Linked DNA regions of Homo sapiens: region 2 is linked to region 1. Evidence: chromatin loops called from intact Hi-C (ENCODE). Cell type or tissue: thyroid gland. All regions are shown on one strand. Each heading gives the region's core, and the rest is flanking DNA. Links, peaks and the distances in the headings are about the cores only. Region 1 overlaps SASS6 (SAS-6 centriolar assembly protein). Region 2 overlaps SLC71A1 (solute carrier family 71 member 1).

What was found. A loop is a pair of places that touch in the nucleus more often than their neighbours do. Peaks named below come from ENCODE experiments on the same cell type or tissue, not always from the same donor. Only the 100,000 strongest peaks of a DNase experiment are listed, where the experiment ranks them.
Region 2: it touches region 1 in a loop (2.3-fold over the local background); 3 of 110 quality-filtered maps call a loop at or near these places.

What each region holds. Positions count from the first base shown.
Region 1 is chr1:100,121,088-100,130,665 of GRCh38, reverse strand. SASS6 (SAS-6 centriolar assembly protein) reads left to right here. Exons shown (of 17, transcript NM_194292.3): 2 at 4,724-4,784; 3 at 7,377-7,456; 4 at 8,182-8,286; 5 at 9,117-9,288. Among named protein-coding and RNA genes, the nearest start is that of SASS6, 7.1 kb to the left of the region's middle. In thyroid gland, for the core only: no CTCF peak of the experiment used is centred there; no DNase peak of the experiment used is centred there.
Region 2 is chr1:100,066,249-100,075,826 of GRCh38, reverse strand. It overlaps SLC71A1 (solute carrier family 71 member 1), which reads right to left. Exons shown (of 12, transcript NM_033055.3): 6 at 7,632-7,850; 7 at 7,241-7,354; 8 at 6,142-6,213. Among named protein-coding and RNA genes, the nearest start is that of SLC71A1, 33 kb to the right of the region's middle. In thyroid gland, for the core only: no CTCF peak of the experiment used is centred there; a DNase peak (open chromatin) is centred at 5,446; H3K27ac peaks cover 376 bases.

The sequences.
Region 1 (9,578 bases), core at 3,106-8,105:
CCAGACTGGAGTATTGTAGCACGATTACAGCTCACTGCAGCCTTGACCTCCTGGGCCCAAGGGTTCCCCTCACCTTAGCCTCCTGAGTAGCTGCAATTACAGGCGCATACCACCACGCCTGGCTTTTTTTTGTTGTTAATTTAATTTAAAAGAGACGGGGTCTCCCTGTATTGCCCAGGCTGGTCTTGAACACCTGGGCTCAAGTGATCCTCTCACCCCAGCCTCCCAAAATTCGGGGATTATAGGCGTGAGCCACCACGCCCAGCCCAGACGCCTTGGTTGAGTATTTGAGGCCAGTTCAGCTCAACAAATACTGGCAAATGTCTGCTGTGTCTCAGGAACTGTCCTAAGTGTGGAGGATGTAAATACGCACCCCCCTCTCCGTCCCCAACAACAACAAAAGCCAACAAAAACCTCTTTTCATTCTGTCCCTCAAGGAACTCACATTTTAATAGGGGAAATAAGATTTTCCTTGAACAGGCACCATAGCACAGATTAGGAGTTCAGGCTCTGGAGCCAGATTGCCTGGGTTTAAGTCCCAGTTCTTCCACTTACTGACAGATCTTGTACAATTTCCTTCTCTGTGTCTCATCTTTAAGTTGATGGTAATAACAGTACCTACTTCATGGTATTATGAGAATGGAATGAATTATACATATGAACTGCTTACAACAGTGACTAGAGCATAATAAATGTTCACTAAATTTTAGGTATTAATGTGTGACAAATGCATAAAGTAATATAAGTACACTAAAGTCAGAGAAGAAGGAAATTCAGTTGAGGACAGTGGTAATGATCAGGGAACTTCATCTGGTGGAAAATTATGCAAAATTTTGGAACCCATGATTTGACACTAATCTGCCTTTTCAGTTTTGTTTCCTAAGCTTATCTCTCCAATATGAAAGTCATACAAGCATTCTTGTTACCTTCTGAATATACCTGATACTCATTCTATACTATTACCCCTGCTGTTCCTTGTGCCTCAAATGCTTTTTTCTTTCATAACTTTCAGGTATGTCTTAAATCCTTTCACTATAAGGACCCTTCAAAGTTGCCTAAGTTGAAATGAATTGCCATTATTCAGTTATTAGATAGTGTGGTGTAGGTGAAAGATCTGAGTTTTCATTTGGGCTCTGTAATGTGACCTTAAACCATTATTTGGGCCTTAAGTTCTTCTTTTGTAAAATAAATAATATTTACTTATCAAGATTATTGTTAAATAAGATGATATATGTAGAATACCTGGCAGGTACTCAGTAGTGTTGGTAACCCTTCCCTCCCCTCTCATGGAGCCCTAAAATGCAATCAGAAGCAAATCTAGCAAAAAGTCATTAATCTCATCTCAATTTGAGGACAGAGACCATGGTTTTTTTTGTTTTGTTTTGTTTGTGTCATCCTATGTTCAAAAATTATTATTTTTTTTTTTTTAGAGAGAGGCTGTCACTCTGTTGCCCAGGCTAGAGTGTTGTGTCATAATCATGGCTTACTGTAATCTCAAACTCTTGGTCTTAAGCTCTCCTGCTTCAGCTTCCAGAGTACATGAAACTACAGGCATGCACCACCATGCCTGGCTCATTTTATAAATTTTTTGTAGAGATAGGATTTTGCTATGTTGCCCATGCTGGTCTTGAACTCTTGGCCTCAGGTGATCCACCCACCTCAGCCTCCCAAAGTGCTGGGATTACAGATGTGAGCCACTGTGCCAAGCCCCTGGACCATGTTTATTTCTGTTTGTATCCCTAGCACCTGGCACAATACCTGGCTTAAAGTACCTTTTATTTGTTTGATTGATAGTTTAAGAGCACAGCTACTGGGTGTCAGAGATGGCCTAGAATCCAGTTGTGCTAAAGCAAGCCTGATGTTTAGAATACTTTTTATTTAGAAGAACTCATAACTAAATCTAATGTCATTAGTATTAGACATCTATTGAGTACGACATCTATTGAGATGAGAAATAACATTTTATTGAGTTTTTATTGTTTTATATTGCTCTTATGACATTAACCATTATAAGGGAAAAAATAAGATTTGTGATTTTAGTTAGCGTATCCTCTGAAAGCTTGTATTTTTCTACAGCATATTTCTAGGGATGTTTTTTAACTAAGCATGGGGAATTCGTTTAACTTACAGGCCTTCCGTTTTTTCTTTCAACATCTAATGTATATAGGCATTTGGAATATATGCAACAATATCATTAATATGATTGGTAAATTGTCATAGTAATATAACTCTTCCAGGATTATGTAAAGAACACTTTGATAAGTGAATTCTTCTTGTACTTTTTGCAAATATATGAAGTATGACAGGACTTTTAAAACCGTAAAACACCGTCTAGGTGCAGTGGCCCACGCCTGTACTGCTATCACTTTGGGAGGCTGAGGTGGGCAGATCACTTGAGGTCAGGAGTTTGAGACCAGTCTGGCCAACATGGTGAAACCCCATCTCTACTAAAAATACGAAAATTAGCCAGGTGTGGTGTTGTGCCCCTGTAAACTCAGCTACTCAGGAGACTGAGGCAGGAGAATCGTTTGAACCTGGGAGGCGGAGGTTGCAGTGAGCCAAGATCGCACCATTGCACTCCAGACTGGGTGACAGAGCGAAACTCTGTCTCAAAAATAAATAAATAAATAAATAATTAAAATAAAAATAAACTGTAAAGCACCATAAAAAGTTAAATACCAACTGCAGTATCATACCACTATGGCATTTATACTAGAGAAAACTTCAGAAGATGAAAACCAAACATAATGATGTAGAGCTAAAAAGGTTTTCACAAACCTTCTAGTTGAATCCACTTATCTTACAAGTTCGGAAACTGAGTCCCCCCCTCCCCCACCCCACCACGAAAGCTTAATCTTGCTGTGTTGCCCAGACTGGACTTGAACCCCTGGGCTCAAGCTATCCTCCTGCCTCAGCCTCTGAAGTAGCCAGCACTACAGGTGGGAGGCACTGTGCCCAGCTCAGGAAAGCTTAAATGGAATTGGAGTAACACTCTAATCTGTTTCACATATGTTGCTTTAGATACTAGAAAAATAGCAACAGTGTATTCTCTTGTTTTGAAAATAATTCTTCCTCTCTCTGGTGTAAACCAGTGCTTCTTGTTCCTTTTCAGAAAACAGATACAAGTTATGAGGTAACATTTAACCTTATTGTACAAACGGAGATTTAGCATCCAATCATATGTTCAACAAGAAACTTAACTAAAATGACACATTTTAAACCCATATAAAATTACAAGTCAGCATTAAAAAATCTAAACAATTGAATCTAGCCTTGATCAACTGTTTCCAAGTTTTCCTATCAGTACTCAATTGCTGTTTATACTTTTTACTTGTGTAGTAGATAAGCAATAGTGTGGAAAAGGTTTAAAAGAAGTCCTTAGAAGAAAAACTTAAAATTGAACAAATTCTATTTGTTAGTTTACTTTTTTCTACCTGCACATCAAAGAAAGGCCATTGTTATTTAATTCTGGCAGAATAGTTTGAGAAGTACTTGTGCATAGGTATTTTTTACTAATTTCTCCCTTTATTTTCTGAATTATATAAGCATTTGTGCTCTATTTGATTAATGTTTATGAGCACTTTCACCTATATACCTCTGTCCAATTCTGGATTCTCTAAGATACAGCATAGGATGTGGAACACTGTGGTCTCTCCCTCTCAGGGCTTAAAGTTACTTTACTCAAGGATAAAATAGGTGTAATAAACTTGTTGATAATACTTCTGTGGTTTTATTACATAAAGAATATATTAAGCAGATTTAATTCGTGGATGTGAAAATACGTTTTTGTATGAATAAATGTAGGGAATATGTTATTTCCTTGATTTTAAACATTCAAAGCATTCTAATATCGCTTCACATATTAAGTTTTTATTTTATTTTATTTTATTTTTTGAGACAGGGTCTCTGTTGCCCAGGCTGGTGTGCAGTGGTGCAGTATTGGCTCACTGCAGCCTCTGCCTACCAGGTTCCGCATTTCTCCAACCTCAGCCTCCCAAATAGCTGGGACTACAGGTGGGTGCCACCACGCCTGGCTTGTTTTTGTATTTTTTGTAGAGATGAGGTTTTGCCGTGTTAACAGGCTGGTCTCCAACTCTTGACCTCAAGTGATCTGCCTGCTTCAGCCACCCAAAGTGCCAGGATTACAGGTGTGAGCCACTGCGACGGGCCACATACTAAGTTTTTAAAATGCAATCAGTCTCTCATTAATCAGTTTGATTACATGACATGGTAATTTTTTAATGTGAAAAGTTGTTACTAAATTGGTGGTTTGTCTTTCTAGATGTTATTTTAGAATCAGGGCAGTAAGGGTATATGAGGTTCTTACCTCATTTAATCCTCAAAACATCCCCATTTTACAGTTGAAAAGTTACTAAATTGATGGTTTGTCTTTCAATAGATGTTACTTTACAATCAGGGCCGCAAAGTCATATATCAGGCTAGTGCTAGGCACTCCACAGTGTTTATTTCATTTAATCCTCACGATATCCCCATTTTACAGGTGAGAAAAATTTAGTTTTAGGTTAAACACTGCTAGATTACTCACTAGTGGAACAAGAAGAAATTAAGCTTCAAATCCGGTGTGCTTTTCAAACTTCTGTTCATAAGTTAGAGAACACCTGTGGAAAGTCTTGTCACTTAAGACTGAAAACTTAATACAAATGATAGTGATAACTCATTTCGTGTGAATGTTTCTGATGGTTGGGTATGTCTTTTCCTACAGGAGAGTAAGTATAAGAATGAGCATTGAACTACAATCAGTTTCTAATCCAGTTCACAGAAAGGTTGGTATTTAGTCCTTTTTTGAAATATCATTTCGGTACATTGTAGACAATTAGTTTTGTTCTTTAAGAATGTGACATCTTTTATTGCATTTATTTTGCTTTTACATTTTAGGCTATTTTGCAACTGTTGGAAATCAAGGGTGGTGGAATCTACTGAGACAACAACTGAAGGATAATTATACTATATATTTCTTTTTTTTTTTTTTTTTTTTGAGATGGAGTCTTGCTCTGTCACCAGGCTGGAGTGCAGTGGCACGATCTCGGCTCACTCACCTCCCGGGTTCAAACAATTCTCCTGCCTCAGCCTCCCAAGTAGCTGGGACTACAGGCATGCACCACCACGCCCAGCTAATTTTTGTATTTTTAGTAGAGACGGGGTTTCACCATGTTGGCCAGGATGGTCTCGATCTCTTGACCTTGTGATCTGCCCACCTCGGCCTCCCAAAGTGCTGAGATTACAGGCTTGAACCACTGTGCCCGGCCTATACCATATATTTCTAAAACATACGTGAAAAATTGTGGGGTGGGGTGACATTCTCCTTAGATTTGCCCAGTGCACTTAGAAGTTGCATATTATATATATATAATAACATATATATAAAAATATATTTTATTGCTGTTGGTCATACACACACACACACACACACACACACACACACTGCTGCCTTGTAGAATTGGCATTTCATGGTATAAATGTAAAAACAATAAACCGAAGTACTGCAGGGAGATATTTGTGAATCTTTTACTTTACGTTTTGAAGAGAGGCATTTAGAGTATCAGTCTCATATAACCTTCAAAAGTGTGAGTCATTAACAGAACTAAGGATATAGAATAGAGGAGGGGTCCCCAACCCCCTGGCCACTTACTGGTACGGTCTGTGGCCTGTTAGGAGCCAGGCTGCACAGCAGGAGGTGAGTGGCAGGCAGGGAAGCGAGTGTAACCTCCTACGATCCACCTCCTGTCAGATCAGTGGTGGCATTAGAGTCTCATAGGAGTGCAAACCCTATTGTGAACTGTACATGCAAGGGATCTCAGCTGTATGCTCCTTATGAGAATCTAATGGCTGATCTGAGGTGGAAGTTTCATCCTGAAACCATCCTTCACTCCCTAATTCTTGGAAAAATGTCTTCTACAAAACTGGTTTCTAGTGCCAAAAAGGTTGGGGGCCACTGGAACAGAGAACTAAGAAATACGGCATCTGTGCCAAGGGCAGTGCCTCACACCTGTAATCCCAGCACTTTGGGAGGCTGAAGTAGGCAGATTGCTTGAGCCAGGAGTTTGAAACCAGTGTAGGCAACATGGTGAAATCCCATCTCTACAAAAAAATACACAAATTAGCTGAATGTGGTGGCACACTCCTGTAGTTCCATCTACTTGAGAGGCTGAGGTGGAAGGATCACTTGAGACTGGGAGGTTGAGGCTGCAGTGAGCTGTGAGGGTGCCACTGCAACCTAGACTGGGCGACAGAGCGAGACCCCATGTCAAAAAACACTGAAATATAGCATCTGTTTTCTGTGTGCCATAGCTTTCCCTGAACACATTCAAGGACCTAGTAGTATTAATAGTACCTTTGGTTTTTTAAGTAGCATCCTGGGTGAATTTCAGGAAGTACTTAAATAGAAGCTGCTTAAGAACAAGGCATTCTGAGGCAGAGCAGGTGCCTAAATTACTAATTTTCCAGAGTAGAGATGATATATTATACTTCTTACATGTTATTCCTTATGCCTGCTGTACCTCTTCATTTTCTAGCTTGGTGCATAAGTGGTTTAGATTTTTCTAGGATCTTAGCATTTCCTCAGTAGACATGAGTAGAGATTTTATTTCAAATGAATTCTTAACCTTAATGCCCAGTTCTTTATTAGTTTTACATCATCTTGTAACTAATGCTGTTTTTCTTTCACCAGTGTTCTCTGGTACATAATTTTGGTGTACTTTTTGTGAGCTCTAGCTGTTATGATGGTCTCCCACACTATGTACACGTAGCTACCTGGAAAGTGATCTTTATGAAAGGTACTTACTTCATTTGAGACTGAAAACAGTTGGGCTTCCATATCAGTGGCCACCTGGCCTAGGAGAGAATAGGCTCTTTGGAAGAAGCCTGGCAACGTGTTACCTGATACCCTGGTCTTCTGAGAGACAGAAGCTCTTTTTTCTAGTGTGGATTATTGTCAGTTCTGCTGATATATTTGCCACTTTTGAAATGCCATACCAGTTAACTTTAAGGAAACTAAAAATAAAATTGAATGTGGTATGTTCAGTGGTAAAGAAAATTTTCATCATGTTATGGTGTAGCAAGGACTGGGTCTAAATTTCCCCAAGCCTCTGATAGGAGGATATTCCTAAACTTTCAACTCCTAGCACTTGCTTAACTTTTACAGACCTCCATGTGGCTTTTAAAGAGCGGAATGTCTACCCCTATTTAAGATTCTAACTCTCTAAAGACTAATAAAAAACCAGCAGCACTAGAAAACAAAGCTGTCTGCAATATAACTATGATACACTGATGTTGTTGGATTTCTTTACTTCTGAGAAGAAATTACTCAAAAGGCCAGATCTAGTAAAAACATTTAAAAACAACAAACTTTCTTTTAGGACTTAGTTATTCGTCTGACTGATGACACGGATCCATTTTTTTTATATAACCTTGTTATATCTGAGGAAGATTTTCAAAGGTAACTAAATTTTTTTCTGATCTTATATTTAGTGAAAAAATAAGTTTCTAAGTTTTATTGGTACTGTTCTCTTTCAAACACATACCTACATATTAGATTTAGTTACTTTGGGAATATTGGGCTATTTGTACTATCTTTACTTAGGGTGTTTTGGAAAATAAATATTTTGTGGGTTATTAGAATTCTGCTTAAAACACCTGTGAAGTTTGAAGCTTTTGCTGAATTTATTGATTTTTTTTCCCATTGAATACGTTCTATAAAAATCAGAGTTCCTTAGCTTAGTTCTTGATTATAACAAGCGTTAGTAAATTTGAAAAAAGAATCCTTCAGGATGCTAATTATAATTAAAGATAGTAATTGGCCAGGCACGGTGGCTCACGCCTGTAATCCCAGCACTTTGGGCGGCCGAAGAGGGCGGATCATGAGGTCAGAAGTTCGAGACTAGTCTGACCAACATGGTGAAACCCTGTCTTAACTAAAAATACAAAAATTAGCCAGGTATGGTGGCATGTGCCTGTAATCCCAGCTACTCAGGAGGCTGAGGAAGGAGAATCTCTTGAACCTGGGAGGCAGAGGTTGCAGTGAGCCAAGATTGCACCACTGCACTCCAGCCTGGGTGATGGAGTGAGCCTCTATCTCAAAAAAAAAAAAAAAAAAAAAGGCACCAAAACAAAACAAAGTTAATTAAAATTTTTAAAAAATTTCTTTTCCTTTCTTCTGTATAGTTTAAAATTCCAGCAAGGTCTTCTGGTAGACTTCTTAGCTTTCCCACAAAAATTTATAGATCTCCTTCAGCAATGTACTCAAGAACATGCCAAAGAAATTCCAAGGTAAGTTGCATGAGAATGCTACATTATTAAATTTAATTCAAGACAGACTCTTCTTTGAAACACAAGTTGATGGCAAAATCTTTTCCGTTTATTATGACTATCCCTGTTTATTTTTAGAACTGGGGTTAGGCCTCCATTAAATCTCAGACTTTAAGGCATCTTGATTAAAATCAGAAATATTTCTTAATTTTCATGTCTTGACAAAGGCACTAAAGTCATCCGAAATATTTAGCAGCATCAAATATTTGGTTTTATAATGATATTGGAAAAAGGGAAGACTAAGATTGTATGTGTGTATGGTGCTAACGCCTGATTCTTTTACTGTAAAGTTCACCATCAACCTTTTATTTATTGGTTTTATCAGTTGACGATTGTTGTTGAATCAGTTATTTCATTAGGAAGAACAAAATGATGCTTCTGTATAATTTTTTCTATATTAAGTATAATTCTTCTATAAAGAAGAACTTTTCCTCAGCAATTAGGGCTATTTGATTACTCAGAAAATTCATAAAGGATAAATGCTTAATTCTTGCATTTAAATTGTCAATTTTTAGAGTAAAGAGCTGGTAGTCTACTTTTGTGGCACTCAGTGAATTTTTGTTTCTAGTTTTTGCTTTTTCTCTCATTTGTTTCTCATGAACTCATGGACTTTTATGTAGTCACTGTGTTTCAGTCAATCTTTTCTTTTTTTTGCCCAATTTATCTTTTACCATTGGGAGTCCTCAATGTGCTCCCTTTCCTGAGCTTTCTTAAGTAGAGAAGCTTCTGATTCAGTGAGAGATTTTCACTATCTCTTAAGTGTGTTATAATGTAACATTTTCTTTTCAAAGGTTTTTGCTACAGTTAGTTTCTCCAGCAGCTATTTTGGATAACTCACCTGCATTTTTAAATGTGGTAGAGACAAATCCTTTTAAGCATCTTACACACCTCTCACTAAAACTTTTACCTGGAAATGATGTGGAGATAAAGAAATTTCTCGCAGGCTGTTTGAAATGTAGCAAGGTAAGATTTAAATTTAAGTTATTCTTTTAACAAAATAAGTATCAATGGTCTTTGATAAATTATTGAAGAGATACATTGCCATAAGTTTTTGTTTTCTAAATAAAGTTTTATGAAATATAACGAATTTATTTTACTGTTTCTTATTTAGTCAAGGTATAGTCGGGATGGATCTGGACCAGGAATTGAGAAGCTTAGGTCTCAGGGTTTTTACCAATCGTGTGATTTTGGACAGGTCACTTAAACTCTTCTGTCATGGTTTCATCAACTGGTAGACATGTATGGAAATAGCT
Region 2 (9,578 bases), core at 2,800-7,799, 55 kb after region 1:
CACACCTGTGGTCCCAGCTACTCAGGAGGCTGAGTCCAGAGGATCACTCGAGCCCAGGAGGTCGAGGCTGCAGTAAGCCATGATCACACCACTGCACTCCAGCCTGGGTGACAGAGACCATCTCAAGTCACCCATGACTTGTGGGTGGGAACTGGTGGCCAATATTATAAAAAATAATCAGAAAGATTAGAAATGATTAGGATTCTAATTAGGGTTAGAAATAATTAAAAATGATTTTATTTGTGGACTATATCAGAGACTGGCTTTCAATTAATTATGAAAAAGGAAACTGTAAGTATACCCAAAGCTCTGTGGCCTCCAACTGTCTGAGAAGAACAGGGAACTATAATGCAAAGTTGAAGAACTTCTGGGAAACTACTTTTAAGAACATCCCGGAAGGTAGCACTTTCATCTAAAAAGCTGTGATTCTTTATATGGCTCTAGGAACTCACAGAGCAGAAAACATTTGTTCTCATCATTCATTGAGATGATGATAAGCATTACAAGGAAGAAATGCTGTTAAAAAATAGATTTCACTTAATGATGAAATCCCTGGCACTTCAGCCAAGAGACAGGACAGTGAAGAAGGCTGAGCATCAACTCCCAGCTCAGTGGGAACAGGATGGCATGGGCCAGCCATGTACCCTGGAGCACGTGTTCTTTCAGGAATGCTAGTCTAAGAAAGCTGACACTTCTCAAGCAGAGATCATTAATATTACCAGAAAGTACTTATAAAATGCGGTCATCTCATAGCCCTTCAACCAACCCATCTAGCCAGTAAGTACTTATCTGCAGAAATGACTATCTTCCCCTTTGTGGAAAGCTGTTCTCAAAGAATAAATCCCAATTCAATAAAAAAGGCTTAGAATGCATTATTAGCCTCATTTCCTTTTTATAGATAAGATTAACTGGAGAATATATTTTCTTTTTCTTTTGGGTTTTTTTTTCTTTTGAGACGGAGTCTCGCTCTGTTGCCAAGGCTAGAGTGCAGTGTCACAATCTTGGCTCACTGCCACCTCTGCCTCCGGGGTTCAAGCGATTTTTCTGCCTCAGCCTCCCGAGTAGCTGGGACTCAGGTGCCCACCACCATGCCTGCTAATTTTTGTATTTTTAGTAAAGACAGGGTTCCACCATATTGGCCAGGCTGGTTTCGAACTTCTGACCTTGTGATCCAGCTGCCTCGGCCTCCCAAAGTGCTGGTATCTCAGGCGTGAGCCACCACGTGCCCAGCCTTTCTTTTTCCCCCCGAGATGGAGTTTCGCTCTTGTTGCCCAGGCTGGAGTGCTGTGGCGCAATGCTGGCTCACTGCAACCTCCACCTCCCAGGTTCAAGTGATTCTCCTGCCTCAGCCTCCCGAGTAGCTGGGATTACAGGCACGTGCCACCATGCCCAGCTAAATTTTTTTTGCATTTTTAGTAGAGATGAGGTTTCACCATGTTGGCCAGGCTGGTCTCGAACTCCTGACCTCAGGTGATTCACCCACCTTGGCCTCCCAAAGTGCTAAGGTTATAGGTGTGGGCCACCGTGCCCGGCCAAGAATATATTTTCTTAAGGCCATGAGATGAGTCATTAAAATTGGAAACAATGAGATACACCAATCCCCCTTTCCTGGGGTAACGTCCTATGTGCAGAATTACTGCAGCAGGCCCACTGCTGTGAGAACCTCCTCTTGGACTCCTTCCCCTACAGCCTATCTTGTGACCCAAAGCCCTAAAAGACACCGATACTTACAACACTGTAACTGGGAACACTGATTTTCTTCTTGAAGGCAGGAACTTTTCTCTTATTTACATTTATATCCCCAGCACCCAGTAAGTTCTTAATAAGTGTTTATGGAAAGCATGCATAATTCTAAATGTTATAATATTCTCAATAATATTAATAATAATGGAACAAAATACTTAATATATAAGTGTTCTTGAACGGAAAAAATTTTTGGTGTCCCTTAATTTAACTCTCATTTTGAAGATGACAGCACTGAGTCCCAAAGGTTAAATGACTTAAGCAAGATGGCATAGCTGATGAACAGCTAAGCTAACACTAACATCAGCTTTGGTTAGTCTGTCAACAAATATTTGCCAAATTCCTAATAAGACCAACTCTTATTCTTGGCCTGAAGACGCATGGGTGAGTAAGTCAAAGTATCCATCAACACACGGACTACCTTCTCATGGAGGAAAGATGCATATGAGCCTGCTTATTTAACAAGATATTCCAGGTTGTAGCTGCTATGAACAAAATAAAACAGGGCAGTGTGATGGAGATGCTGCTTAAACCAGGATCCAGGGAAGGCCTTTTGAAGTGAGAGCTCACTAAGGGGAGAGACCTAGTTATGCAAAGATCTGGGGAAAGAGAACACCCCAAGCAAGGCTGACAGCAAGTGCAAAGGCCCTGGACTGAAACAGAACATACTCAACCATGTGGAGAGTGGAGGAAAATGACATAATAAGGAGTCTAGATTTTATTCTGGTTGCAAAGGAAAGTGAGTTATAGGTAAGATGCGATTAAATTTCCATTTTACAAAAATTACTCTGCCAAGTGCAGAATGAACTATAGTGAGGCAAGATGGAAGCAGAGAGACCAGATGGAAGATATGGCCACGGCTCAGATTGGGTTCCTACTAATGGAGAATATCAGAAACGCTCTGATTCAAGATATATTTTGGAGAGAGAGGTGATAGGAAGTATCATTTGATGGGCTGAATGTAAGGTTAGGGAGAAAGGATTCATGAATGTCGCTAAGGCTTCTGGCCCCCAAAACCTGGCGGTGGTGAAGCCACTGAATGAGATGAGGAGCATAGGGGTGGCGGGCAAGGGATGGAACCCAGATTTTAATTTTGGCCATGTTAAGGCTGAGATACCCAGCCAATGTGTCATATAGGAGCTCAGGGACTGGACTGGAAGAGTAAGTGTGGGAGTCACCCCCACAGAGAGGGCTGGATAGGAAAACACTGAGAAAAAAGAAATGTGTAGAACTATATTGATGTTCTCATGTAAACACTTACTTAGTGCAAGTGTTAGGAACTCTTATACGTACCGGTGCCCAGGAAGTAATGGGGCTGATGATAAACCAAAAAGAAAAGGTTCCAAAGGGGACAGCAACTACTTGGCTCTCGCTGGAAGGTTGGCCCACACCCGGTTACCAGATCTAATCATTTTGGGGGAGAAGCTACATAACTATAATTTCACGTAACACTTCCCAATTTTAAAGTGCTTACTACTAATTTTTTAAGTTTTTTTTTTTTTTAACATTATGGAAAAAAACCAATGACCTTTAGTTTAGCACCTCCTGGCAGTTCAGGGTGCTAGGGTGACAAAAATGAATATGATATAATCCTGACCTCATCATCTACTCAGAGGTCCGCTAGAGCTCACAAACTAAGGCAATAAACAGAGATAAAATCTCTACTACACTGTATTCTGTACAATGATGGAGATATGCGCACATGAGCATGGGGACCCAGAAAAGGGCTACTTAGGGTGGAGGAAGGGGAGGCAGAAAGAATAGCAGGAACAAAAGCACGTGGGTAAGAAATAAAGCAAACATGCATTAATGGAGAGCTATTAGCAGCTCCGTGCTGCTGGAGAGGAGGGAGAAATACACTGGTCTTTCAGTGGTATGGAAGGTCAACAGGGGACAAGTCATTCTCAATTGTATATTTCTGCATAAATGAGAATACAAGATCATTCTTCTACCTTTGAGGCTATACATGTAATAATGTAGTAGCTCATATATGATATAAAGTGTTAATTCTTACTTCTACATAAGCACCAAAACCTAAATGGTCACTTAAGGACCTTGTTCCTCATGGACTGTGTGTGTCATGCTGTGTCAGCAATGGTGTTTGGAGGGTTGCTTGCACCTTTGCGGTCTTACTGCCTTCAGGGCTCTGCTGCTGCACTGATCTTTCCAATACAAATCCAACTACATTCCTCTCCTTTACCTGTCTGCCCTGCCAGATTCTGCACTCTCAGAGACTGTTTTTCATCTTGTAACCTAGTGCCAGATGCCATCTGCTAAACAGAGGAAAAATACCCTCAAAAGCACCCTCCACTCATCACTGGGTCTGCAGTGTCACTGACTACATTTATTAGATGCATACAGCTCCCATGGTCATTTAAGTAAGAAACAGAACTTAAGACCTTATAGCTATCAATCTTTTATGTGTCATTACAGTATTAGTCTGCTCTCTTCATCTAAATCTTAAACAAAATGTTAGCAAATCTAATGTTGGCAATGTATGAAAAAGATACTCATGCCCAGGTTGATCACATCTATTGCAAGGTTGGGTTAATCTTTGATAATTCATCAAGTTCTACACATACTAACTGTGTATTTTCCTTACACTTTTTTTTTGAGACAGGGTCTCATTCTGTTGCCCATACTGGAGTACCATGGGACAACTGTGGCTCACTGCACCCTCGACCTCCCAGGATCAAGCAATCCTCCCATCTCAGCTTCCTGAGTAGCTGGGACTACAGGCACACACCACCACACCGGGCTTTCTTTCTTTTTTTTTTTTTTTTTTTTTTTTTTTGGTAGAGATGGGGTTTTGCCAAGTTGCTTGAGCTGGTCTTGAACTCCTGGGCTCAAGCGGTCCCTGACCTTGGCCACCCAAAGTGCTGGGAATACAGACATGAACCACCGCACCTGGCCTCAAAAACTTTTTTTAAAGCCATTTTTATATAAAGGCTACAGTATATTTTCCTCCAAAGTTAAAAAGCACTTTTCTCATGGCTAGGAATGAATATTTAAATGCATTGTTTTTCCAGACTGATGATTTTTAGGACAAACCTGAAGCTAGAAATAGTACTAATACTCAACACCAAGTATATGTATGTGCAGAGGCTTGGGGAGGCATATAGGATTTAAATTTGAAATTTGTTGCTAAACTCACCAAAACAGAATGAATCATGAGACCTGCAGAAGGAATCCTACTCGAGAAATGGTGAACCATCCAAGAGTCAATTAAAAATACCCTAGAATAAAACTAAGTTGTAATCTAGTAGATTACATCTAAGGTGAGAAAAAGTATTAACTTAGACTAGATTGTCTTCATAGTGTCTTAGAAACAGAAAGCCAAATAGCAAGAAAGGGGGTGGGGCTTTTTCACAGGAAGGAGGACAATGTTCTGTGATGTGAGAGAATTATGGTGGTCACTGGAAAAAAGATAGTATTCTTATTGTTAAACAGAAACAGTTTGGAAGCCAGGATGAAATATCTCCTCAGAAAATCCAAATTCCTGTGTTGATTAATATCTTATTCATCACACAACAACTGTTTACCAACTGGGCTGCCAAGATACACACTTTCATGTCATTCTGCTGCTCAAAACCCACCAATGACTTCCTATCTTACTCAAGTCTTATGAGGACCTGTAAGCCCCGCACGATCTGGTCCCTCACTACCTCTTGGACTTCAGTTTCTAAGATGCTCTCAACTGTTCACTCAACTGGAGCCGCACTGGCCCCCTGTTGTTTCTTACACAAGCCAGCTACAGTCTCTCCTGAGAATTTTGTTTGTACTGTTTAAAATTCTCTTCTTCCAGATAATCCTACAGCTTGTTCCTCATACCTTTGCGTCTCTGCTGAAATGTCACCTTGCATTAGCAAGGTCTTCTCAACCATGCCCCCTGTGCCCTTAAGACCATTCTCCCAAGTCACTCTCCATATGACCCTTAGCTTTTTCTCTGTAGTTCTCAATACATCTGATATGTTTACATTGGTGTTTTTATTTTCTGTCTTATCCCACCAGAATGTAAACTCTACAAAAGCAAGAATTTAGTTAAGTTCACTGCTGTATCCCCAGTGCCTGACACACGGTAGGTATTCAATAAATATTTGTTGAATGAGTGAATAAATAGGACAAGGACTACAAGACATGAAACTTCTAACTTCATCCAGACATATATCCTAGTATACATCAATAAACTAGCTTTTACGTTTATATATCCTATATTAAATGTGTCAGTCCCAAAAATCTGATCAACACTAGCTACACAAACAAATTGAATTTCTGAACCTATCAACCTCAGACTCCTGACTTTGTTGATTCCACCAAGATACCATCACTAGATGAGGCCCCAGTTTGGATGGCCAGCCAGGGTCACTGACATCACTCTAACTAAAAAAAGAAACTCACCTGTGCAATAATGGAAAGAATGCCAAGGACTGCTATAAACGCTGCAACACTTTCTGGTGAAAATTTCATTATCTAGAAGGGTTTCCAGAAAAGGTAACATTAATGAATACAAATGTATACCAGATAGAAAACCACTGCAGCTACTTGTATATTAACATTTAATGGGCCAGAAAAAAATAAATGTAATTCATTTATAAACAAAGAATTCCTCAGAGGAAATACAACATATCTTAACATACTAAAAATGCCTACTTATCCATGGTGGGTCCCTCAATGTGGATATACTAAATTGGAGATACTTATCAAGAACTCAGAATCATTTTACAAATAAATATTGCAGTATTTTGTGCATTTTACATGTATTGGTTAAAGGCTTGATCTCCGTCTAGTGAGACTAGTGTCAAGGAGGAAAATACTTGTTTTTGCTCTCATTTTGGCTAGCTGCTCTACTTACATATGCTCTAAATCACAAAGAAGCTGGAGCAGGTGAAGGGGTTAAATCATCCCATCAATTCTATAGCCAACAAACTCAAACCACCTATATGGACAGGGAAAACTATCTTTCTCCCTAAGCCAAATATCTTAATATACCAAATAACCCCCATTAGAAATGCATAAGGAACATCAGCCACACAGAATAGGAGGTAAAGTCTAGTAGACCAAATAATATTCTTTTTATTTATTTATTTATTTATTTAATTTTGAGACGGAGTTTCGCTCTTGTTACCCAGGCTGGAGTGAATGGCGCAATCTTGGCTCACTGCAGCCTCCGCCTCCTGGGTTCAAGTGATTCTCCTGCCTCAGCCTCCCAAGTAGCTGGGATTACAGGTGCCCGCCACTACGCCTGGCTAGTTGTTGTATTTTTAGTAAGCATAGGATTTTGCCATGTTGGCCAGGCTGGTCTTGATCTCCTGACCTCAGCTGATCCACCCACCTTGGCCTACCAAAGTGCTGAGATTACAGGCGTGAGCCACTATACCAAGTCCAATGATATTCATTTTTAAAGGCCACTTCTATTACAGTTCTCTCAAGATTAAATATTTTTATTAAAGCACTAGACAATGAAAGAAAAGTCCACCTTAGTGGAAGAGGATTTTACCTGTCTGAGGTATAAAAAAAAGCTGGAATATTGGCCTGCCTCCGGTAGGTAGGAGAGAAACACTGTAATGCAGATCAGCAGCACTATGGAATCTTGGCCGACTTTTTTTAAGGACTAGAACAAGAAAAAGACTGATTGATATAAGGTTTTCTATCAAAACCACTGAACTATTCTTAAGAATACGCAGAGATTCCTTTTGGCAGTGTACTCATGGACAACTAGTTGTCCTTTTTATTTATTTCATATTCCCCAAACTATTCTGAAAAGTATTTCAAAATGTTAAAAGAAAAACCCAAGATGTTTTCCCTAAAGAAATATCCACAACAAAATATTAATGCTGCACTGAATCATGCACTTTTTTATCAAGGAGAAGGAAAAAGTATAAACTTACCGCAAAAGGGTCAGCTTGTTCCCAGGAAATGGGTGCTCCCCAGGATGCTGGCCGCATTTTCTCAGGCAACGACTCTGGCACAGCAACAAGGATAAAACAAATATCTAGCAAAGCTATTGCTGTAGCTAAGACCACCACCAAGCTGTCCCCATATACTCGTCCAAGATAAGCTCCAATTGCAGGACTGGTGACTAAACTTGCAGCAAATGTTGCTGAAACCTGCAATAAATTAAGGATAGACAGAGATTAGTCAGGCTACTTTTTTCCTCAACACCACATAACTCCTTTCATAATCTTGATTTATGTCAGGCCTTCTGTTGCACACCCTCCCTTTTCTCTTCCTACCTGTGCCATTTATCTTTTTTTCTTGTGGGGGCGAGAGTGGGGGAACTGGGTCTTGCTCTGTCGCCCAGGCTGGAGTGCAGTGGTGCCATCACGGCTCACTGTAGTCTTGACCTCTCAGGCTCAAGAGATCTTCCTGCCTGAAGATCTCCTGATGGGGCTACAGGCACACACCACCACGCCCAGCTAATTTTGTTTATTTTTTATAGAGGTGGAAGTCACGCTATGTTGCCTAGGCTAGTCTCGAACTCCTGAGCTCAAGCGATCCTCCCACCTCAGCCTCCCGAAGGGCTGGGAGTACAGGTATGAGACACCAAGCCTGGCCCCACTTTTCTTATACTCTCTCCTTTGGCAGGAAAAGTAAAGAATTAGATTCTTGCCTTAAAAACAGCCTGGACAACATGGAGAAACCCTGTCTGTATCAAAAAAGAAAAAAGAAAAATTAGCTGGGCATGCTGGTGTGCACCTGTAGTCTCAGCTACTTCAGAGGCTGAGGTGGCAGAATTCCTTTGAGCCAGAAAGGCGGAGGTTGCAGTGAGCCATGACAGCACCACTGCACTCCAGCCAGGGTGACAGAGTGAGACCGCATCTCAAAAATAAAATAAAATAAATGATAGCCTCTCAGGACACTGTCTTCAAACTTTCTAAGCCTTGGAGCCCTCTGTTCCAATAAATCCTACTGGCAAATTCATAGGTAAAAGAGATTTTTTTAAGAAGACTGGGTGTGATGGTTCATGCCTGTAATCTCAGCACTTGGGGAGGCCAAGGTGGGAGGACTGCGTGAAGCCAGAAGTTTGTGACCAGCCTGGGCAACACAGCAAGACCCTGCCTCTATTTAAATTTTTTTTTTTTTTTTTTTTTTTTTGAGACGGAGTCTCGCTCTGTCGCCCAGGCTGGAGTGCAGTGGCGCGATCTCGGCTCACTGCAGGCTCCGCCCCCGGGGTTTACGCCATTCTCCTGCCTCAGCCTCCCGAATAGCTGGGACTACAGGCGCCCGCCACCTCGCCCGGCTAATTTTTTGTATTTTTAGTAGAGATGGGGTTTCACCGTGTTAGCCAAGATGGTCTCGATCTCCTGACCTCGTGATCCGCCCGCCTCGGCCTCCCAAAGTGCTGGGATTACAGGCGTGAGCCACCATGCCCGGCCTATTTAAATTTTTTAACTCTTTTAGTTGAGGAAGGGTTGAGAGCCTGGGCACTGTACAAACACCCCTCCTTGACTGCCAGTCATGCTGGTCCTTAGGGGAGGGGTGTCTAATCTTTTGGCTTCCCTGGGCCACGCTGGAAGAACGGTCTTGGGCCACACATAAAATACACTAACAATAGCTGATGAGCTTAAAGAAAAAAAAACTGCATAATGTTTTAAGAAACTTTATGAATTTCTGTTGGGCCATGTGTGCAGCCTGTGGACCATGGGTTGGACAAGCTTGGTTAAGGGCATCTCCATAAACCCTTAAGTGCTCTCTGTGAAAGGAGTCTAAAATCCACTGCTCTAAGGAAATCCAATTTCACTGTGACTTTTCCAATATTAAAATTAAATGAACGTTTATCTTGATACATACTGAAGGGCTAGCTGAAATAAAGCTTAAAGACTTGGAGGTTCCTG